Linked DNA regions of Homo sapiens: regions 2 and 3 are each linked to region 1. A link is a loop called in an ENCODE intact Hi-C map of the cell type or tissue named here. Cell type or tissue: B cell. All regions are shown on one strand.

What was found. A loop is a pair of places that touch in the nucleus more often than their neighbours do. Peaks named below come from ENCODE experiments on the same cell type or tissue, not always from the same donor. Only the 100,000 strongest peaks of a DNase experiment are listed, where the experiment ranks them.
Region 2: a loop joins it to region 1, with 7 times the contacts of the local background. A loop is called at or near these places in 2 of 110 quality-filtered maps.
Region 3: it touches region 1 in a loop (17-fold over the local background); 4 of 110 quality-filtered maps call a loop at or near these places.

What each region holds. Positions count from the first base shown.
Region 1 is chr10:3,898,967-3,906,966 of GRCh38, reverse strand. No RefSeq gene overlaps it. Among named protein-coding and RNA genes, the nearest start is that of LINC02660, 9.1 kb to the left of the region's middle. RefSeq lists enhancers at 4,277-4,566, 3,789-4,837. In B cell, a CTCF peak has its summit at 4,480; DNase peaks (open chromatin) are centred at 2,236 and 4,436; H3K4me3 peaks cover 1,467 bases; H3K27ac peaks cover 4,945 bases.
Region 2 is chr10:3,758,041-3,766,040 of GRCh38, reverse strand. It overlaps LOC105376361 (a long non-coding RNA gene), which reads left to right and starts at 7,991. Exons shown (of 3, transcript XR_930578.4): 1 at 7,991-8,000. It overlaps LOC105376363 (a long non-coding RNA gene), which reads right to left and starts at 5,739. Exons shown (of 4, transcript XR_001747332.1): 1 at 5,551-5,739; 2 at 2,648-3,023. RefSeq lists enhancers at 1-219, 2,246-3,445, 4,861-4,960, 7,994-8,000. In B cell, no CTCF peak of the experiment used is centred here; DNase peaks (open chromatin) are centred at 1,260, 4,680 and 7,820; H3K4me3 peaks cover 2,467 bases; H3K27ac peaks cover 2,475 bases.
Region 3 is chr10:4,328,121-4,336,120 of GRCh38, reverse strand. LOC105376370 (a long non-coding RNA gene) reads right to left here and starts at 1,663. Exons shown (of 3, transcript XR_930589.3): 1 at 1,627-1,663; 2 at 1,390-1,547. In B cell, CTCF peaks have their summits at 2,651, 2,908 and 3,114; DNase peaks (open chromatin) are centred at 1,880, 2,870 and 3,110; H3K27ac peaks cover 2,902 bases.

The sequences.
Region 1 (8,000 bases):
GGTCATGGTGTTCCTGCCCCGCTGCTGTATTTGGTTATAAACAAGCCAAAGGAATTGCTCAGGACACTGGCAAGTGTTTCCCCCGATGTTGCTTCTGCTGTTGTTCATTCATTTCTTTCCAAACAAAATCGAGAAAGCTGAATGCACATTTTGGTAATCAAAAGTTGTGGAGAAATAGGGAGTCTAAACCCTCCCTCTGGAAGTGAAGAGCTTCAACGATAACATTTGGCCGGTTTGTTTTCTCGTGTTTACTCGGTCCGTTACCATAGGAATGTTTTCATATACAAACACTAAGCCTTGGCAGGCGAGGCCCCTTCGGGTACCTAAGACCCCATCTGCTGCACGCAGGGCCTGAGTCTTCCATGCTTTCTCTGTGATTCAGTTTTAACAACATTACAGCTCACGACTCATAAATGCCTTAGATGATTGTTTGTTCGTAACAACACAGATTTTAAGAGATAGCGAGACAGTCAGCCTGAACCCAGAAGAATAATTTACCTTCAGCTCGCATGTTCAGAAGTCACTGTGGAACTCCCAATAGGTGAAATCTTGTTAGATCTCTGAATTTTAAGGTAAATCATATCAACCTTCAGATTTGAGAGAGATATGTAAACTAATACCGATTTTTGTAAAAGGATCTGAGGGATGCCTCATGTTGATGATAGACTGGCTTGGGCCTAGAAAGCCTATGTAGTGATGGTGTTTTTAACTGTGATTTGAATTGGTTTCGTACTCCCCCTTCCTCCTCCCCTTTCCACCCCGTCCCCCACCCCGCCCAGCCCTCGTGTCACTAACTAGCTGTGTGACTTGCAGGCATATCTGACACTCTGTGAGCATCTGTCCCTTCTCTACATTATGGTGGTGTTTTCTCCATGGGCTTTTTGTAAATACTAAACCAGAGAAGAAATCACTGCAGCCTGTTGCCTGTTCTCACTTTTCTCCCCCTTCTTTTTTTCCCCTAATCTTGCCTAAGAGAATTAGGTTCATTAAAGAATAGTAATAAGGAAATTACCCTATTGTGGCCATTTTGGCCAAAGCTGTAAGGCCCTGAGGCTATAATGTTCTCAAAACAATTTCTGTTTTCAAGGTATGTGGTCACCTAATCACTTCAATCCCCACCGGGGCCATAACAGAAGATTGCCACTTTGCTAATTTTACAGATAAAGAATCTGAAGAGAAACGAAGACGGGCAATTTAGAAACACAGCTGTCACTACAAAATTGAATCTACTTGTGTCTAAAAGTAACTGTGTATTCAATGCTTGGGCTCAAATAATAAAAGAAAGAAAAAGAAAAGAGAACAGAAAACTAAAAAGTTGTTGCATAGATAAGTGAGTGTTATGGCTAATACATTTTTGTCAATAAGCTTAAAAAATTGAGAAAATTATGCTTAGAAAATTATGTTTCTTTTTTTTTTGAGACGTAGTCTCACTGTGTCGCCAAGCTGGAGTGCAGTGGTGTGGTCTCAGCTCACTGTGACCTCTGCCTCCTGGGTTCAAGGAATTCTCCTACCTCAGCCTCCTGAGTAGCTGGGATTACAGGCACCCGCCACCACATCCAGCTAATTTTTGTATTTTCGGTAGAGACAGGGTTTCAATCGCCAGGATGGTCTCGATCTCTTGACCTCGTGATCCACCCACCTCAGCCTCCCAAAGTGCTGGGATTACAGGTGTGAGCCACCGTGCCCGGACATTCCTTTTTTTTTATTTTTTTTTTATGAAATGGTTCATTTCAGAGAACCTCTGAACCTCTGACCTAAATTGTTGTGATATTATCATACTTTATCTAATGGTATGAACCCAACATAGGAGAGATGGATGATTATGACTTTGACTTGTGTTCTCCTGGACTCTGGAAAATGTCCTCCCTCCAGACCACCTAACTCAGATAACTGCAGTGTCCTCTTTGGTGACACTCCCTATTTCCCTAACCCCAACGTGGCAGAGTCGGCCACTTCTTCCCTTCAATCCCCTCAACCTCCTAGGCTTTGCTGTATGATAACTCAGTCAGAAACTCCTCTACTATTTTCTATTTTTCCTCTTTCTGGGCCTTCAAGAACCACATACGAATTTAGAATTAGTTTCTGAACCACACTGTTTGCTGGTAACTATCCAGGTGGAAAGATGAGGCCAGTATTTGTAGCGTCTCCCTCATGGTGGTCCATCTTTTCTCTTCAATTTCCTAAAACAACAACCTGAGCATGGAAATCCCCCAGTGATAAGGCTTCGGTGGTTCCTCATTATTTCAGAATTAAAGCCAAAGTCCTTATCAGACCTCTGGTCTGCCTCTCCTGCCCTCTCTGCCACTGCAAACCTTCTGCACCCGACATCCTTGCCCGATCAGCCTGCCTGTCCTTCCACAAGCACCTCCTCAAGTGCACTGTTGCTAAAGTGATTTGTTTGTTTAAAAAGCCTTATCCTTTAGTCTACACAATCCTTTAGGTTTATCCCTAATCCTACCTCAAGGGGTATTTTCAAATCAAAAGACCTCACTCTTTCTGTCCCCTCATACCAATAGAGCTTGCTTTATTGTTATAAACATATCTTAGCATACCTGGTATCAGAATTGTTTCCATCTGTGTCTTCCTCCAGGCTGATTTCTAGGACTGCCTAATTTACTCCCATGGGGCTTATGACAGTGTTTTGGACATGGCAAGAAATTAATAATTCTTGTCTGACTGTACTAATCTGATTACTGAATGTATTACTCTTAACCCCAATTTTTTTGGCCTGAGTTTGGGTCCATTGTCACAGGTATGCCTTGTTTTAGCCAACACTCAATGTGCCTTACCTCCTTATATCCAAATGCCTTGCAGTCACCTTTGCTTGGATATTTAATAGAGTTAAAGCGTCACCTGGTCCTCATCTAACTTTTGACATCCTCCCCAAATGCTGCCATATCTTCAGTCTTTCCCATCTCAGGAAATAGCCCAGGCTTTTATCTCATTACTCAGGTCACAAAATAAAGTCATCTATTTTTCTTCTCCCTCTCTTACCTTCATTAGCGTGTCCTATCAACAGTCATCTCAGGCGGGGCGTGGTGGTTCACACCTGTAATACCAACACTTTGGGAGGTCAAGGCAGGCAGATCACCTGAGGCCAAGAGTTCGAAACCAGCCTGGCCAACACAGTAAAACCCCATCTCTACCAAAAGTACAAAAATTAGCCAGGCATGGCGGTGGGCACCTGTAACCCCAGCTACTCTGGAGGCTGAAGTGGGAGCCCGGGAGGCAGAGGTTGCAGTGAGCCGAGATTGTTCCACTGCACTCCAGCCTAAGCCACAGAGAGATACCCTGCCTCAAATGAACAAACAAACAACAACACAAAAACAGTCATCAGAATATATCAATATATATATATATATATATCAGTATATCAATATGTCAATATATGTCAATAGAATGAGATATTATATTCTATATTAGATATTATAGCTATATTCTATTGATATATATCAATAGAATGAGATATATATTGTTCTGTATATATATCAATAGAATAAGATATATATTGATATTGATGTGTGTATATATATATATATCAATAGAATGAGATATAGAATATATCAATATATCTTGAATCTAACAGCTTCTCATGGCCTCGTCTGCGCCACCTGAGGGCAAGCCTCCATCACCTCTTATGTAGCGCACTGCAGTAGGGACCCCCAGCTGGTGCTCCTGCTTCCCTTCAAGTCCCCGTACTCCATCTGCTGCCTGGCAGCTACTGTACCCCTAAAGCGCCCCTGTCCTGAGTATCTCAGTGTGCTCACCCTCCCTGGCATGCGCTTGTTCTGCCATCCTTCACTGTCTCCCCTTCTCTCTAGATCCTCTCTTTCTCTCCCATCCTCACATACATGACTCCAACTCCACTTCCATTCTGGATCACACTGTGTCCCAGTGATCTCTGAACATCAACTACTTTGTATTAAAATCCCTTCATTTCTGCTTAGGAATCATATGCTATTTGGTTTCCTTGTTCTTTAGAAGTTATTTTCCACCAAGCTTGAACTGTCAGTAAAAGCTGACTCAGAGGCTAGACACTCATCCAGTGCTAGGAAATACAGGAGAAAAATATTTACAGTGAAGTGTTATTAATTATTTTACTCTATCAAAAACTGGTGTTCTGCCTTTTAAATATTAGGTTGGTGCAAAAGTAATTGTGGTTTTTGCCATTACTTTAAATGGCAAAAATTACTTTAAATGGCAAAAACCACAATTACTTTCAATGACTTTTGCACCAACATAAATACTTAGAAGTTAATTAGTGGCCAGGGAGCTGTCAGCACAAAAGGTCTGTGAAGCGACGTGGCACTGCCGTCACGAGAGCACCTCTTTCTACTTCTGTTTTGCTGTGAAACAAAAGAGGCCAAAGAGGAATCAAGAGGTGTAAACAGAAAAGGGACTTTCCGTGAGAGAATTTTTAGAAAAGGTTCTGTGAGGTCACCCTTGTTCTTGATGAAGGACCCCTGATGGCCCAGCCCTGAGCCTGCATCCCCTGGAAAGTGTGTGCAGAACCTCACAGACAGTACTGATGGTTTCTTGAATGTACTTGTGCTTATAATGATTGACGATATAGGTTGCCAAACAAAAAAAAAGTCCAGTTTGTTTCAACATATTCCTTGGATAGTATAATTCATTCTCAAATGAAGAACAGTACAACAAATCAACCACACAAACCTTTATGCATTGCTGTCAATTAATTCCAAAACAGTAGATGTCGCAAGACCATTTCTTTCAGGAGTATGATGCCCAGAGAGTGGCCAGGCTTCTGAGCGATATCCTAATAAGATGATGCCCTAACTCTTCACTGGGTCATGGGAGCAAACATTTCATTGGGTTGGTGTAAAAGTAATTGAGGTTAAAACCAACCACCATTTTTGGTACTTTTGCACCAAACCTGATACATAACTTTTAAAGTTATCCAAACTGTACACTATTCTTCGTAACTATTTTTTTGTGTGAAAATAAGCTAATTAAGAGGAAATCTAATAGAGCTGACACAGACTGCACTTTTACCCTGTCCTGTTAAAGGGAGTTGACTGCTAAGTCAGGACATCTAAATCAAGATCCCGCTTGGTAGTAGTGCACCTGAATCCTGTGTCCCAGCAGTACGTTGAACTGAAAGTGTGGTGCTGGACTCACAAATGTAAGAGCACACACAAGAGCTAATTGTAACAGACATGTATTGAATGTTGACAGCATTAATAAATCAAGGGGAAAATGTATACTTTCTCATATAATGTTTCATTACTTAAATTATTTTGAATGTATAAGTACATGTGTAGTCATTTGTTAATTTTCTTATGGAAAGGATCTGGTAGTGTAGTTTTTGTTTTGTTTTGTTTTGAGACAGGATCTTGCTATCACTCAGGCTGGAGCACAGTGACATAATCGTGGCCCCCTGCAGCCTCATCCTCCCAGATTCAAGGGATCTTCCCACCTCAGCTTCCTATGTAGCTGGGACCACAGGCATGTGCCGCCATGCCTGGCTAAGTTTTTGTACTTTTTGTAGAAACTGGGTCTCACTATGTTGCCCAGGCTGGTCCCAAACTCCTGGGCTCAAATGATCCACCCATGTTGGCCTCCCAAAATGCTGGGGTTACACCTGTGAGCCACTACACCCAGACTGGGAGTGTATATTTCTTTGATTCCCAACATAGAAACTGGCATATTGTTAAGAATATAATGAGAACTCAATATGTATTGGTTGATCTGACTAATAAGTCTCTATATAATTTGGTCATTACATGACTATTATAAATTTTATAAATTTCACATAGATGGATTTGAAATACATTCATTTAAATGTTTAGATTGTTTGGAGGTTCAGTGTTTCTAGGTGAAACACACTATTTTTCAAAGTTATGGCAGTGATGCCTTACACTCATATAGGGATATAATTTAAAATGTTTTTTTCCACACTATGTTCTCACATAATCACTTTTATAAAGTAGATTTTTTTTTGTTTTTTCTTCAACTTTTATTTTAGATACAGGGGAACATGTGCAGATTTGTTACACGGGTATATTACATGATGCTGAGGTCTGGGACACAAAAAATCCCGTCACCCACGGAATGAGCATAGAACACAGTATTTTTTGTGGTTTTTTTTTAGAGTCAGGGTCTCAATCTGTGCCCCAGGCTGGAATGCAGTGGTGCTATCATACCTCACTACAGCCTCCAAATCCTGGGCCCAAGCAATCCTCCTGCTTCAGCCTCTAGAATAGCTGACTACAGACATGTGCCTCCATACTCAGCTAATTTTTTTTATTTTTAGTAGAGATGAGGTCTTGCAGTGTTGCCCAGGCTGATTTCAAACACTTAGCTTCAATGAATCATCCCACCTGTACCTCCCAAACTGCTGAGATTACAGGCATGAGCCACCATGGCCTGCCAATGAAGTAGGTATTTTTAACCCCATTTTATAGATAAGAAACCGAAGGCTCAGCAAGTGTGAATACAATTTCCAAAGTTGTATATTTTATGTAAGAACAGTTAGCCCTTAAACCACATATCCTGACTTTTAGTTCAGTGGGTTTTTTAGTTAGTTTGTTTGTTTGAGACGGAGTCTCACTCTGTCACCCAGGCTGGCGTTCAGTGGCGTGATCTCAGTTCACTGCAGCCTCCCCTTCCCGGGTTCAAGGGATTCTCCTGCCTCAGCCTCCTGAGTAACTGGGACTACAGGCACCCACCACCACACCCAGCTAATTTTTGTATTTTTAGTAGGGACAGAGTTTCACCATGTTGGACAGGCTGGTCTTGAACTCCTGACCTCAAATGATGTACCCGCCTCAGCCTTCCAAAGTGCTGGGATAACAGGCGTGAGCCACCACGCCCGGCCTAGTTCAGTCGTCTTTACGCTGTGTCTTGGTTAAGTGCTTTTGATTCTTCATAAGCTAACTCTCATTCAGTTTTACAATTATTTTATTTAATTTTGCTTTTTCTTCCTAGTTTCCTAATTATCTTCAATTAAAAAAGTGCATAATAAAAAAAAAGTGTGTCAAAGTGCTACCATCTCATTGATCCTTTCTTTTTTTCTCTTTCTTTTCTTTTTCTTTCTTTCTTTTCTTTCTTTCTTTCTCCCTCCTTCCTTCCTTCCTTCCTTCTTTCTTTCTTTCTTTCTTTCTTTCTTTCTTTCTTTCTTTCTTTCTTTCTTTCTTTCTTTCTTTCCTTTCTTTCTTTCCTTTCTTTTCTTTCTTTTCCAAGGTCTCTCACTGTTGCCCAGGCTGGAGTGCAGGGTGTGGTCATGGCTCACTGCAGTCTCAACTCCCAGGCTCAAGCAATCCTCCTGCCTCAGCCTCCAGAGTAGCTGGGACCACAGGCATGTGCACCACTATGGCTGGCTACTTTTTGTATTTTTTTGTAAACACAGGGTTTTGCCATGTTGCCCAGGCTGGTCTCAAACTCCTGGGCTCAAGAAACCCTCTTGCTTCAGCCTCCCAAAGTGCTTAGATTGCAGGCATGAGCTGCCAGGCCCGGCCATCACTGACCCTTTCTAAAGGGCAGTATAAAGAGGTGGAATGAGCACAGTTTCAATCAAAGATCCAAGCATCAGCTTGGCTTTGCTGGGTCTTGGCTGTGAAGTTCTCTGGGCCTCAGCTTCCTTAAATGTAAAGAAGGAATAATAATAATAATAATAATAATAATAATAATAATAATAATATAATAGCCCTTACTTCCCAGGGTTGGAAAGATGATGAAATGAAACAGCTCTGGATAAAAGCATCCTAAAATTTATAGGTTTACACGTTTAGCAAATTGAACCTAATCCAAGAGCTCTACAAGGAGCCAAAACAGAATATGCCTAATCATGAAAAAAATGCAAGAAGAGCAAATATGTATCTAATGCCTCTTTCATGCCAGGTCCTGAGCAAGCAGAAAATAATGCAGACAAATGTCCTTACCTGCAGGGAGGTCACGTGGTACTCAACAAGCTGGGCATGAGGCAGCCGTGTCATGTCTCAGGCTGCTTCCTATGCCATGGCTGTAGATAAAGCACAGAG
Region 2 (8,000 bases), 140 kb after region 1:
CTCTTTTCCATTTCATCACGTTTTCATGATCAGTCACAAGGAAATATTCAGATCTCAGCAACAAATTAAATGCACCGAAGCTCAAAGGCCTGGGTTCCAGAACCCAGCTCCCTACTAGCTCTGTGATGTGGGCCAACACACTACGTATCTGAAGGAGAAATTCTCATCTTCCTAAATTCGCGAGTTGGTGAGGAGCTCTCAAGAGCAAATGCATGGAAATGCACCTTTAACTGGGAGAATTGTGTTCAAATATGATGCAGCTGCTTCATCACCTCCCTCTGCTTCAGTTTGTCATTTGTAAAACTGGGGTTGAGGATAGCAAATGTGCTGGAAGATTGTCAGGATTAAAAATTGTATCTGCAAGGAGCTTAGCCCCAGTCCTGGCACAAAGGTGGGTGATGTATGTCACAGCCCCATGGGATCCAGATTGTAATTGTAATTTCTTCTTTGTAAAACAGGGAAAACGATTTAAAAAACTACCCTCCTACCCTTGTTGCAGGTGTACAGGACTCAGAAACAGAAAGATCTGGGGTGGGTCAAAAGCAGACACATGCACCCAGTTGGCATTCTCAGGATGTCTTGAGCCCTTCACTGTTTCTAGAAGGTGCCTGTGCTTTGCTGTCCCTGCCACCTGCTCCCTCTCTTCCATCAAGTTACCCTAAAATATGACAGACAGAAATGGGGACTGCTGGCTTTGGCCATGAAAACATCCGCCCGCTTCCGGCTTGCAGGGAATAACTTGTGGTTTCCTCTGCTGCACATGCAAGTCATGAAGACGATTTTCATCTTTGCTTCATCATCAGTCATAGCTCTTACGATCTGCCCACTTCTGAGAGTCCTTTTCTTAGAGAGGGACATGTACTGCTGGCAGAGGAGGAGCTCTCAGCGAAGAAAATGGCATTACTGAGCATTTGTTGAATTTTGCAGTGACCTCCTTGTTTTGAAACGATCAAATCAATCCTTATTTGTGTAACTCAGGAGTGCAGAGTGCATTGCCCACACTCTGTCACTGTGAGGGTCAGTGCTTGCTGTGGTTGAGGGATGAAGAAAACTTTGGATATCAAGTGGCCTCAGGGCAACAGAACAGGTTTTCAAGGGACTATCACCTTTCCCTAGCAAACAACAACAGTGGCAGCTACAAGGCAAATACGGAAATGATCTTTGGTGTGCACAGATCACAAAGTTTGCACCTGCACAATCGGCTGGTTATGAACTCGGAGAAATTTCTCTCTTGCATCCTGACTGTTCTTTCTTAGCCCATTGCCTGTGTGGTGGCCCATGCCAGCAGCCTCTTCTGTCCTGTTTCTACAAGTGCAGGGACGTTACTGACAAGCCCAGTCTCACACCCTGTATGGGCAAATGCCTAGAACAGGGCTTAAATGAGAAGACAGATGTGCTTCAGAGTCCAACAGATCTCTCAAATGCCAGCTCCAGAAGTTTCTAACCATGAGAACTGATTAACACATGGGAGCTTTAACCTCCCTCTTTCTAAAGTGGGCATGGGGATGTCTACTGCTCAGGTTTACTGAGAGGATGGGTGCAATTCTGTACTTGCCGTTCAAATCCAGGACAGCCCTGAGGCTGCTGCCCCAGATCCCAGGAGCTCAGGGTGCCTCTGTCTGCAGAGGCTGGAGAAAAATTTATCTCTTGGCAGAACTCAGCACTCAGCAAACAGAGTATTCTGCTTCAAATTCCAGTTCAATCCTGAGTTCTAGTATCTTAAAGATAGAGACCTGAGACCGTTCAGATATTGTGTCTAACTCCTGTAGAACTTAGAATCATGAAAAGATCCTACGCAACAGGTTCTGTTCAGTCCCTTGGCCAATTTCAGCATGGTGACTTTTTCTCTGCCTACGTGTCTAAAACACGATTTTTATTTAATCTTACATAATAAGATCACAGTGTCAGCATCAGAGCTGAGAGGAGAACTCAGGATTCTGGCTCCTATTCCTGCTTGCTTCCTACTGAATCATGTTCATCACAGCTTCTGTGACCTCAGAAACCTCAGGCAACTCACGTATGGGGAATGAAGAATGGATTGCAACAGCGTCAGCTCTCGCCTTATCTACCTGAATTTTTGACTTCCCTTGTTACTTCATGTTTATGCCTTTATTTCCCCTCCCATCATCCCTCCCCAAATCAAAGAGCCTTTACCTTGTATTTTATATATGTCCCAAACATAAGCTACCCTGGCTTCTAGAAAAATAGTGGCTGTGTACAAACCATCCTTCTGTGTGGCTGTCAAACCAGCTAGGGAACCCTCTGTTTGGCTACTAGATTTTTGCCTTGATCATAGAACATTTGAGATCTTTGATAAATGAATGGGTGTTATTTGAATTTTCTATATTTAAATTTATTTTTACACCCAGAAGCTGATCTCAAGCAAGACGTTCACATGCTAACTATTGGGTTGGGTGGCAGGCACCATTAAGAGAAGCAGCAATTCTCCTTCAGGTACTGTGGCATGAACAGAAAAAATAGTCATTGGCTAAGTTGTTGTTCTACATTAGGGTTACATGCTCATGACTGCAGAACACAAATGACCAGGATTTTAGTCTCACTGAGAGCAGGCTTTCATCCTGGAGCAGCTTTTGGGGCCCAGGATCTGACCTCTGCAGGGGGACTGAGCAAGGCTGCAGTGACTCACCTCCCTGCACTCGCACCCACAGATGGTCCTGAGTCAGAAGCCTGGCACCTGGGTCGGGCAGCCGGGTAAGAGTGTGCACTTTCATCGTCTATTCATACCCGTCCTGGGAAAATCTTTCCAGCCTGGGAAATGGCAACCTGACACGTTTCACCGGGACTCAACTTCCTGAGCGTATGCACAGAAAACCCCACACCCTTCACCTTTATTGAACAAGGAGGGAGCCCGATAAGAATCGCTGAAGAAACGCGGGGAGTGTCCCGCACAACCGGATGGGTGTGGCAGGCAGCGTGGGCGAGTAGAGTGACCTGGGGCGGAAGAGGTGTCTGAATTTGCGTGGCTCCAGCGGCTCAACCCCTCCGAGTCTTCAGTGCAGTATCTGTGCAAAAGAGAAAAGCTTTGTAGATACTCTCTGAAATCGGCACTGAGCAGATACCCATTTCTTTTCCTTTCGCATTTGCAGAATGTAATATTTCTAGGGGAGCAGAAAGAATTGGTTAGGAAAAGGCTGTTAAGGAAGGAGGTAAGTAGACAGAGACGGGGTTTGCTGGAAATAATGAGGAAAAAGCTCGAGGCCACTTATGCACCTGCTGTCACGATTCAGCTGGGACCTTCTGAATCATACGAACCCAGAAAGGACAGCTGTGCTGTGTGCGTTGTGCGAATGACCATTTGCTAGAATAACGTATCTCCAGAATAATTTGTTTAGGGGCAATTTTATGTGTGTACATGGTATTCACAAATGTTTTATCCCCACAGTTAATTCAATGCAGGGACAGTTAACCCTTTTTTTCCCAGGGAATTTGGGACTGACCTAAGGACTCTCTGGCCTCCACTCCTATTGCCACACAAGTTTCTGCTGAGGCAGGAACCACCATGCCTTCCAGGGACCTCCAGTCAAAATCAATGAAGTCTGCAAACAATTTCAACTGTAGTATTGTAGCCCCAATAAATAAAGAGCACTTATTAAAACATATTGACTCGAAAAATATTTGACATGGTGTGTTTGTAACAGGAGAATGGGAGCTCAGGCCTTTCTTCTCATTGAAGATACCTCCACTCACCTTGTTCTCTATGGGGAGAAAAACAAATGAACAACAAACAGATTTTGAAGCCACTGTCCTTTCTAACAGGCAGGTCAGTGGGAGGATCCTATGCAAACTGCAGGTACAAACCCCACCCCTACTTCCCAGGACGAACCTCAGCGCCCAGTGTCATTCTTCAGGAATTCCAGCTCAATTATTAGCATGAAAGAGAGCACTGAAGGCTGGAAATGGTCAGCTCCTTCTTTTCCAAAGTGCAGAAAACCATACACCTTTGACCTCCTAATGCTTTACAGAATGGGCGTGAATCAAAAGCTTGACATCCAAGGAATTTCAACGTTGTTTGTGTGTGTGGCCCACATTTTCTAACCATGCTGGTTCAGCAAGTCAGGGGTAAGAACCGAAGGATGAAAAGCTTAGCCAGCTGGGCATGGATCTCTCACAGATTACCTCGGCTTCCAATCTTTTGTTCAACCCATTTAGCCTTGAATTTTTAATACATTTGTCAAATTTATTTATTTATTTATTTTTGCCTACCATTTCTTTCAACAGAGTCAATGATGACTTTATCTTGGTGTACTTTTTTTAAAAGCCCCAAAGTGTTTGGCCTAGAAATGACACAAAATGTTAAGGTTTAAGGTGCTTTTTGCTTTCTAAAATATGCCAGAATACCAAGCTAAGTAACTTCAAACTAAGGTGATGTCAGGTGAAGAGCCCCGGAAGTGGGACATTTTATCTTCCTGGTTAGTCCATTACATGCAAAGCAGGGGAATGAGGTGTTTTTACTATTTTATTGCTTTCAGAGTCAATTCTACATCAAGAGACAGAAACCAAGATGACTCAAGAGCTCTTGGAAAAAAAAAAAAAAAAACATTCTCTTAGAGAACTGCATGGTTTTCTTACGGCCTGTGTGGAGGGAAAGCTGTGATGAAGGACCTGTAATTTTTATTTGCAGACTTTCAGTTCTGCTCTCATTTTGTTGAAACCATTGGTTCCGTCTTTCATTTCCTATACCAAGCGCATCATTGAGACCAGCTTCTGGGTATTTATTTGCAGTCCTGATTGGCTGGGGTTCTGATGCACGAGGCCCTGCCATCTTCTCTGTGAGAAGTGTTGGTTCGTTTCTGGATGGAGGACTCAAGCTCATTTTAGGGGCTCTCCTAGAGGTAGGGGTGAGTGCTCCAAGGGTGGAACATGCGTGAAGAATCGGTTTGCTCTCCCTCAGCTCTGTGCATAACCAAAGGTTTGATACCAAATGCAGAAGTTGCCAATGGAAGAAAATGCCACTTCAACTGCATGTGGAACTGTGGTTTTGAACCCAAGTGAAAATCAGAAGATTCTGGGGAACTTGAAAGTTACCCGATGTGTTTGGCTCAGGGATTAAAAATTTGACTTATCTTCATTCTAAATGCAATACAGAGTCTGACTCCTGCACAGGCTAAAGAAAGCAAGAAAGAGAGAGAAAGAGAGAAGAAGGAAGGAAGGAAGTAGAGAGGGAAGGAAGGAGGGAGGGAAGGAAGGAAGGAAGGAAGGAAATGTATGTTTTTCTGCACCTTGAAGAATAAAACGCTGGCCACAATTAGCCTTCACTATTCTCCTTAATGCTAATAATTAAGCACAGATTCCTTAGTTAAGTATGAAACGGTTTTTGGAAAAAAAAGTGCTGGGAACTCAGAGGTGGGAATGATGATCTCAAAAGTTCTCTGGACTCTGTGCATCGCGTTCTCACAGCCTTTCATTAACCGTCTCCCTCTCACCCTCAACAGGTCTGAAAGGTAGAGAACGTGTGCTGTTACTCAGGTGTATCTGAGAATTATCTAGGCATATTTGTAAAAGAAAACAAAAAGCCCCTTTTATGCTTACAGTGATCCATTATCTCCAGTGTCTAATTTGGGAGCGGGACCAGGAGTAAAGTTCATGAAATGTTAGGTGGGTTAGAGACCACTGAGCCATCCTCTGCCTGACATGGGCATCTTGAAACTGCCTTGTGGCCATGTGCTGCATCCATGGTCTTGTCCCTGGAAAAGAAACAAAAAGGGACATGAGAACAGGTGGCAGTGTCAGCCGATGACGCTGGCCCCGGGCACCCAGAGGCCCCCAGAGTAGCTCAGGCTCGGGACCTCCTCTTATCCAGATGGTGGGACCGTGATGCGCAGAAACCGCTCTGCTCCAGAAAGACCTGGGAGCACTGGGAGCCGGGCGGACACAACGCGGTGTTTGCACAGATTCGCCCCTTACTTCTCAGTCACATCGGGGCTAAAAACTCATTTCAAAAAGAACTAACCTGGGGACTATCGCAAGGAGGCATCTTTTCATCCTTGACTCTGCTGTCCTTAAACCACGGACCTCCCACTTTCCCTTTTGGCCCTCAAAGTCACTTGGTCCTGACTCCATCCCTTCGGATTCTGCTAAGGATTTTTTCCTGCAGAGCCTCAAAATCGCACAGAACAGACACCCTTGGACTCACCTCTCAGAGCCTCCTTCTTAAGAGATGGGCTGCGTCCCTGAGCCGCTCTTGTGGAAATCTCCTTTTATCCCATGGTTAGAGGAGACAGAGAAGGTTCTCTGGGCACAACTGGTCCTTCCAGGTGGAGACCAAAAATCTGTTTTGTTAAATCAACTTTCTCAGCACTCTTCCCTCCCTCTTCTTCCCTGTCCTTCCTTTTTCTTCCTTTCCTGACTTCCTCTCCCTCCTTCTGCTCTCCATGCTTTGCTTTCGTCTTTTACTTCATTTCTCTCCCTCCTACCCTCCCTCTCTTTCCTCCTTTCCTGTTCTCCTTCCTTCCCCTCTCTTTCCTTCCTTCCTTCACTTTTTGCCTTCCTTCCTTTTGCTTCCTTTCTCTCCCTCCCTCTTTCCTCCTTTCCTGTTTTCCTTCCTTTTTCTCTGTCTTCCTCCCTCCCCTTCTCCCTCCCTCCCTAGTAGCATGTGCGTGGTTGACAGATTGCCTGGACTTGAATCTCAATACCGTCACTTACTACATGCATGCGCTTGGGCAGTTTGCTGAAGAGCGTATGTCTCTCTTTCTTCATCTGTAAAATGGGTTAATAATTGTACTTACCTCATACAAGAGAAGGACTTAGCAGAATGCGTGGTCCAAGAGAAGCTCTCCACAGGTGGTGGCTATTATTATTAGCTTTTTATTCAGCCCCATCCTGGGCATATATCTCTCTGCAAGGTGTGAGATGAACACAGTGGTTTCAAACTTTGTTTGTTTGTTTGTTTGAGACACAGAGTCTCACGCTGTAGCCCAGGCTGGAGTGCAGTGGCGCGATCTTGGCTCACTGCAGCCTCCGCCTCCCAGGTTCAAGTGATTCTCCTGCCTCAGCCTCCCAAGTAGCTGGGATTACAGGCACGTGCCGCCACATTCAGCAAATTTTTGTATTTTTAGCAGAGAGGGGGTTTCACCATGTTGGCCAGAGTGGTCTCAAACTCCTGACCTCAAGTGATTGGCCTGCCTTGGCCTCCCAAAGTGCCGGGATGACAGGTGTGAGCCATCGCACCTGGCCAAGATGAACGCAGTGGGATGATGGCCTGGCCCTGCCCCCTGGTGAATGATCTGGGAGGTGTGAGCAGGCATCCTCCATCCCACCTCTAATCCCAGCGTCACTCCATCAGGAGGCAGGGCACTCTGTCATCAGAGGACAATCCCAAAGTCTCTGTGAAGGAGGAGGCAGAGGAAAGGGAGCCTTGCCAGGCGCAGAAGTGTTCTGTTCCTTTGAAGGTGTGTTGATTTGGGTGGGAGAGGGCAGGGAGCAGTGTTCCCCATAGGCTGTGCCTGAGTGTCGGCACAGGTGTTCCTCAGAGAGTGAGACCAGTTTTGACTGGAGAAGAAAGTTTGCTGGGACAGAGTGGGACAGGATGCAGTGAGACCTGACCCATCAAGGTCCCTGGGCCCATACTTGGGGAGATTTTCAGCCACCCGGGGATTTCCTTTCTTTATCTGCAAAATGATGTCTGGTGACACTGAGCTCTTTGCTGCCGGTGGCATGTTAGCCTTTTCCTGATAGAAATGCTGGGATTGGGGAGGGCTCTCGGTGTTTCTGAGTTGGAGGAAAAGACTGACAAAATAGGTATTTTAGACACGTGTCCATCTGTGGTATACAAGGTACACACAGGGAAAGAAAGAAAATAGGCACTTACTTCACTTATGAAACCTGTGAAAATCCCCTGAAGGGAGGTGTGATTAGTCACAGCTTGCACATAGAGAAAACAAGTTGCAGAGAAGTAAAGAGATGGGGCTGAGGCCACCGGCTTGCAAGGGACCCTGCCTGCAGCTTCCAGAGCCCAGCGGCTGGGCCATGCGGAGAGGAAC
Region 3 (8,000 bases), 430 kb before region 1:
CGTACATAAGAGGATTGCCTAAAAATAAAAGCATGGACTTTCATGGAAATAATTTAAAACACTGTCATTGTTCCTCAGGTTCCATTTTTGTTCATTTCTACATTTCTACATTTTGTTTTCTGTTTAAAATAGTCAAGTAAATGGCATAGAGTGGGTCATTGTTTCACATTTTTAAGATCCTTTGAATAATAGTATGGGGTGTTTTGCTACCTTGTTTGTTTTGTCTTGGCTTTATTCATTTTTAAATTTTGATTATATTGAGAAGGGAGAGACAAAGAATAGCAAGTATTTTTTTCCCTTAAAATACAAATCCAACATAAACCACTCTCCTCTTTGTCATCAAATCTGCTTGGCAGCAGTGTTGTGCCACCCACAATATATTACTCTAAAAAGCAAAGCTAGGCTAATTAATGTTGTATAAACCTAGGAGAAAATGCAAAATCGATGGGAGGAAGCTGGTAGGTATTTGAAGTTCCAACCTATTTCTAATGGTTGAATCATATTTTTTAAAAGGAATGCACTGCCCTCAAAACCCAGGGTTACAACAGCTCCTTAAAAGCCCATCAAAGACATAGCATGAATAGAATTACGAGAAATCGATGGGTCGGTTTTCTTCTCCTTACTTGAAAGACGGTATGAGTTTCTCCAGCTTTCTTCATTTATTTACTTTGGAACAGAAGGAAATATTCTCACTAAATTTAAGTGGTTCACAGAAAATCAAACTTTATGAAAATATTCATAAATTAACTAAACTGAAATAAGCAGTGTAAGTCATTTGCTCTCTTATTTTGGGGCTCTGGAAACTTCCTGCTTGTGTCAGAAAGGAAAACAAAGAGAACATCTATATCAGCATAAGAGAGTGGATTAAAAATTGGCCACTGAAGGAAACGGCAAGTATAGTTTGGCATAAGCTATCACAGCAGCTTACACTCAACAACGCCGAGATACCTGGAAACATTAACTGTGTGAAAACATGCCAGGAGAATTATGGGCCTTCAACTCCTTAAAATAACAGAATTCTGCTTAATAGATTGTTCTGCACTGCTCAGCAGACAATGACCACAGGCTGTCTTCAGTGGTTCCTATTCTGACCACAAAATAAATGGAAGTTGCGACTACCATGAGCAGGAGCTCAGATGAGAGATTCACTGAAAAGAAAGCAAATGCCTGTGGACAGTCAAGGTTTTGAAAGAACATCAGGCCCTAACTCCCGAGCTTGCCTGGCTTACAGCAATGTGATGGAAAGCATAGCCTTGGTTTCTGTGATTTTTAATAGTTGAAGAAATCTAAGTCTAGTTTCTTAAGATCTAAAAATAAATCACCGCAGAGTGTCCCATAATCTGTACACTACAAGTTATTATGAAAAGATGAAAGTAAAAGCACACTAACAAAATATAGCAGGTAAAGGAGCTGGTCAGCCATGGGATGTTGAAGAGCAGATGCTGGCATTCTCACTGGGAATCTGTCAACCCAAACTTCATCTCTGCTAGTGTAGAACCAGCAGACTTGGTGTGACTTTCAACCTGTCCCCCAGAGGCACCTGATTGCTGGAGAGAAGTTGCAGAGTTGAGAACAAGACTGATGGTTTTATCTCTGTCTGAAGATAACCATGAGAATAGCACTTACTATTGATGAAGCCACAAGCACACTTGATGAGGCCTGCAAAGAAAGCTTGGTCTCCAGGCAAGGTGGGGACCATTGCGGAAGTGAGATACAGAAAACGGAAGTGAGGTATAGAAAACGGAAGTAAGTCACAGGAAACGGAAGTGAGTTATGGAAAACAGAAGTGAGGTACAGAGGATAAAAATGATGTAAGGGAAATGGAAGTGAAGTTCAGAAAATGGAAGTGAGGTACAGAAAACGGAAGTAAGTTAAGAAAAACAGAAGTGAGGTAGTGAAAACATGAGGTACAGAAAACGGAAATGAGGTACAGAAAACGGAAATGAGGTACAGAAAACAAAAGTGAGGTACAGAAAACAGAAGTGAGGTAGAGAAAATCAAAGTAAATCACAGGAAAAGTAAGTGATTTATGAAAAAACAGAAGTGAGGTAGTGAAAATGTAAGTAGGGTACAGAAGACTGAAGTAAGGTATAAAAAACAGAGGTGAGGTAGTAAAAACTGAAGGAAAATATAGAAAACAGAGGTGAGCTAGAGAAAACGGAAATGAGGTAGAGAAAATAGAAGAGATGTACAGGAAACGGAAGTGAGTCATGAAAAACAGAAGTGAGGTAGTGAAAACGTAAGGTACAGAAAACGGAAATGAGGTACAGAAAACGAAAGTGAGGTACAGAAAACGGAAGTAAGTTACAGGACATGGAAGTGAGTTATGAAAAACGGAAGTGAAGTAGAGAAAAAGTAATATACAGAAGACGGAAATAAGGTATAAAAACGGAAGTAAAGTAGTGAAAACGGAAGTAAGGTACATAAAACAGAAGTGAGGTAGAAAAACGGAAGTGAGGTAGAAAAAACGGAAGTAAGTCACAGAAAACGGAAGTGAGTTATGAAAAACAGAAGTGAGGTACAGAAGATGCAAATGATGTTAGGAAAACAGAAGAGAGGTACGGAAAACGGAAGTGAAGTAAACAAACGGAAGTGAGTCATGAAAACCGGAAGTGAGGTAGTGAAAAAATAAGATACAGAAGACAAAAATAAGGTATAAAAAACGGAATTGAGGTAGTGAAAACGGAAGTTACAGAAAACAGAAGTGAGGTACAGCAAACGGAAGTGAGGTAGAGAAAACGGAAGTAAGTCACAGAAAACGGAAGTCAGTTATGAAAAATAGAAGTGAGGTACAGAAGATGCTAATGATGTTAGGGAAACAGAAGTGAGGTACAGAAAACAGAAGTCACAGGAAACCGAAGAGAGTCATGAAAAACAAGTGATGTACAGAAGATGAAAATGAGGTAAAAAAACAGAAGTGAGGTCTAATAACAGGAAGTGAGGTAGAGAAAACAGAAATAAGTCACAGGAAATGGAAGTGAGATAGGAAAAACAGAAGTGAGGTAGTGAAAAGTAAGATACAGAAGATGGAAATAAGGTATAAAAAACAGAAGTGAGTCACTGAAAATGGAAGTAAGGTATAGAAAACAGAAGTCAGGTTGAAAAAACGGAAGTGAGGTAGACAAAACGGAAGTGAGGTAGAGAAAATGGAAGTGAGTCACAGAAAATGGAAGTGAGTTATGAAAAACAAGTGAGGTACAGAAGATGGAAATGAGGTAATGAAAACGGAAGTGAGGTGTAGTAAATAGAAGTGAGGTAGAGAAAACCAAAGTACATCATAAGAAATGAAAGTGAGTTACTCAAAACAGAAGTGAGGTAGTGAAAAAGTAAGATACAGAAGATGCAAATAAGGTATAACAAACGGAAGTGAGGTTGTGAAAATCGATGTTACAGAAAATGGAAGTGAGGTGGAGGAAACGGAAGTAAGTCTCAGGAAACGGAAGTGAGTTATGAAAAACAGTGAGGTACAGAAGATGGAAATCAGTTAAGGAAAACAGAAGTGAGGTACAGAAAACGAATGTGATGTGGAGAAAACGGAAGTAACAGGTAACGGAAGTCATTTATGAAAAACAGAAGTGAGGTACAAAGATGAAAATAAGGTAAGGAAAATGGAAATGAGGCACAGAAGACTGAAGAAGGCCTAGAAGATGACGAGGTACAGAAGACAGAGGTGAAGTACAGAAGGTGGAAATGAGTTAGAGAAGATAGAAGTGATAGAAAACGGAAGTGTGATAGAGAAGAGGGAACAAGGTTCAGAAGATGGTCATGAGGTACAGAAGACAGAAGTGAAGTACTGAAAATAGAAATGAGTTAAAGAAGATGGAAGTAAGGTACAGAAGACGGAAGTGACATGTAAAAACACCCAATCGGTTACAGTTCTGCGTTTTCTTTATTTGAGCCTGGTCTGGACAGTTGGCCACCTCTGACTGGCAGAAACTGATTGCTACAAGAGGAGGTGACAGTTGGTTCACATATCCAGTTAGGTTACAGCCCACTATGTATGGAGAAACCTTTCAGGCAAACTTAAAATATGTAAGCAGAACACTTTATTCCATGCTTAATTTAACAAAATCATAAAGAGTATTTATGCTAATAAAGAAGACAACCAAAGCTCTGAGAAGTGGCTTTGCCAGAAGTTTCCATGCTGGTAAAATGCAGAGCCTTTATTTGACGCCAGTGAGGCTGGCAGCCGAAGCGACCAGCTATCCTGGAGTTCCTCCTGTACGTCCACGGTTAGGGAAATTCTTCCATCCTGGACAAATGGGAGCAGTCTAGTTGGTCACCCTAGTTCTGCTCTCAATGTTGTTGCTTCCCACTACACCACGACGGACATTATTCTCTCCAATGTTTTAATCGTTTTCTTCTATTTTGTGCCATGTAAAATAATTCATGATACAAAAGGTACAAAAATGGTTTGGGACAAAGCAGTATTAAAACATATACATTCAAGCTCCTGGTAGACTTCCTTTAACACACAGTTGTAACAAAGAGAGCCTCAGAACTACGCCATTCAGGACTACACACCCCTGTTTTTTTAATTAAAAAATTCTTTATTTTTATTCACATATTAGGGAGGGGGATAAAAACTTACTGCCATGTATTTTTATGGCAAAAAAAAAAAAAATCCTAGGTAATAAGAATATATGTTATTAAAAGTTATATCACTAAGAGTTGAGCTTGTCAGCTATTCAAAAGCTGCAGTTGGGGGTATGAATCATTAGGAAATGGCACAAAGGTTAGAGATACAACCTGTGACTATTTAAAGACATCACAGCCTGGTTCCCACCCTCAGGGCACAGGGAGCAGAAACAATGTGTTCATTTTGTCTTAAAAGTCCCATCAGGAGGTCGACAGGGCCAGTCAACACAGACATGTTCTAAATATTTGCCTTACGGGTGGACATAATTACTTAAAATACAAATTTAGGCTGCTAAAAATTTCAGTATACTATTATCCTGAGTTCTAGCTTCAACCTGTACCTGTATATATGGCTGCAGAATAAGGTTTTGATAGCTCACTTCTACAAAAAAGGAGAACAACATCTGTGAAAACACACAAAAGCCTAACGAGGTTATACTTTCATTCCATGGAAAAAGTGTGGCATTGATTCATTCTCAAGCTGGATTATTTCCACAATAAAATAAAATTTGCCTTCAATTTTAAAGGGAGTTTTTATTATGAGAAAAACAGAATCAAAAGGAAAAAAAAATTTTTTCACTAGGCATGTGAAAAGCCATCAAGCGGCCTAACAGATATTGGGCAAAATGCCACAATCTCTGGCGGAAAGTGCTGTCTTGGAAATAGTGTCCACTTTGACCAACACCAATGAAACCTAATGATGACCCCTATCTGACAATGATTTAGTGTGTTAACAAACTTAAATAGAATTTGACTAGCGCTAGGAAAATATAATGTGTTTCCTGTATATTATTATGAGAAAAATAAACACATATATGATAAACTATCAAAGTGAAGAATGGAAAGTTACGAAATGGTATTATTTCTGTCATCTTCTCTTGATAACAAATCAACTTTTTAAAAGCAAAGGAAAAATTGTAGCATGTATTAAATGCTTCCTGGCTTTCATTCTCTGGGTTTATCATGTCACGTCAAATCTTGTTGATTCTCCAAATAGTACCTGAGTTGTGAGCAGCACCACTCTCGTTTGCAAGTGAGGAATCCAGGCTTAGAGAGTCATTGTGCTCCCTGAACAACCAGCCTTGATATTACAACCAGCCTTGATATTGCCCAGGCACTCATTAAAATGCTCAATGTCAGACTCTATTTTCTCCTGCTAATTATCTGCCTGAAACAAGATCCCAGACAATTAAAGTTGGAGATTCTCTGCCCTGTGCCATATGACTACAATAGGCCTTCTTTCACCTCTTGAGGCTTTAAGGCGGAAAGGTGTGATACCATCCCCTACCTATTAGGAGGATGACAGTGAACACTCCTGTAACAAAAGACAGGTAAACAGGAGAAAAGTATAACAAAATTATTAATCAAACTTTACATGACACAGAGTAATGCAGAAATGAAGAGCCAAAATCTCAAGGAAAATTATTTTTATGCCTACATTCTATAAAGAACGGACAGTTGTGTAGAAATGTGATTAGACAAAAGGCTGTGATCTAATAGTGATAGAGTGAGGGGAAATCCCAGCAAGGCCTGCCTGTTCAGGTTCTTCTTGGATTCTCTGCATGCATTCATTCCTTCCTTCCAGGTATAGGGCAGGACTCCTGTGGAACAAGGATCTTCAAGGGAGAAGAGAGAGAATGACCTTTCCAGGTTTCATGGCTTGCTTTGGAAGAGAGGGGTTCTAGTGTCTATGAGCTGTGTTGGGGAAGAGGAATTCTCTTTCCTATGAATTGGTTAGGGAGTTGGAAGATGAGGGTTGAGGAAAGACACCAGGATGGGAGAAAGTCAGAGAGACCTTGCTTCTGAGCCTTTCCATCCCCTTAGCATGGCAGAGCACCATATGTGGGGGTGTAGTGTTCGGAGCCCCAACTAGGTGTTTTATCAAGTACCCAAGATTGTATTCAGTCTTCTGGAATGTGCTTGGAGGCTGGGAACCAGTGTCAGAAAGGTGCAGGTCATAAGGCCTTTTATTTTAAAAACCGAGCAATCACTGGGCTGCTCCTGTATCTACGTACTATGAATATTCACTCAAATGTAGAGACCCAGCCAAAATCTCAGCTGTTCTAAAGTTCACTGAAAGTTAATAAAAGTACAGCCTTGCCTCAGACATGATTCTAATAGCTGGATAGTAGCAAATATTCTTTGCTTGATCAAACTGTACTCCAGCTCCCTGAACCTTTTCCAAGGCCTCTCTGCATGCTTTCTTGTAAAATCCCTGCAAAGTCAGTTTAGCAAGAACCCCCCACCTCCAATATTTGATCACCTTTAATATCTGTTCAGGTTCCTCTTCCTCCACCATCCACCAAGGTGGTATCTGATCACCTTGGCCTCTCTTCAGCAGGAAACCATTAGGTCGGTGTAGCCAGCATTCCCTTGGCCCTGACACTCACCCCCACCCTGCTCCTTGGCTGTGAATTCCCCGCTTGCCCACACTGCATTCAAAGTGGAGCCCAATCTCTACCCCACTGCCACACCCCAGAGCGGTGTCTCTATGCCTATTTAAATGGTCCTGAATAAAGTCTTCCTGACCATACGTTAGCAAATCTCCTCGCATATGTTCTTTTTTAATACTAGGCATGGAAGTATTTGTTGTTTCTATTCAGCACAAGAGGATTCAGCATTTGGTGGGTAACATCAGCCCTTTTAACTTCCTATGATAGAAAGAAAACTAAAATAAAAGTTACAACATCTTTCCTAGATTAGTCCTTTATAGGAGGCATGAATAATATAAGTAGCTTCCTATTTAGTTAACCTATATCAGAATCACTGCTTTCATATTTCTTTACTTTGCAGGGTTGGGCTTTTCCTTCTTGACTTGGAAAGTTGGCCTCCAATGTTGTATATTATTTTATTTTTTTGAGATGGAGTCTCGCTCTGTCACCCAGGCTAGGGTGTGGTAGTGTCTACACAGTTCACTGTATCCTCAAACTCCTGGGCTCAAGCAATCCTCTGGCCTCAACCTCCCGAGTAGCTGGGAATACAGGTGTGCCACCAAACCTGGCTAATTTTTAATTTTTTTTTTTTGGGACAGAGTATCTGTATGTTGCCTAGGCTATAGTGTACTTTTTAATAAACAGTTTTAGGGCACAGATGAAGGTTTATATAATCAGAATCAACTAATTAAGTCAGTTAGTATTTAAAACGTTGCTTTAATCTTTAAAAATTTAGACTGACTTTAATACAATATAATTTAAAATGCATATTGACTGAATAAATTTTAATTATTAAAATGGGTTTGGGTAGAATTTGTTCTTTTTCTAGTCTTTACTTTCTAAACTGTGCTATAACTTTACTTCTCTATTTTTTCTTTTTTTCTTTTATCTTTTTTTTTTTTTTTTTTTTTTTTGAGACAGAGTCTTGCT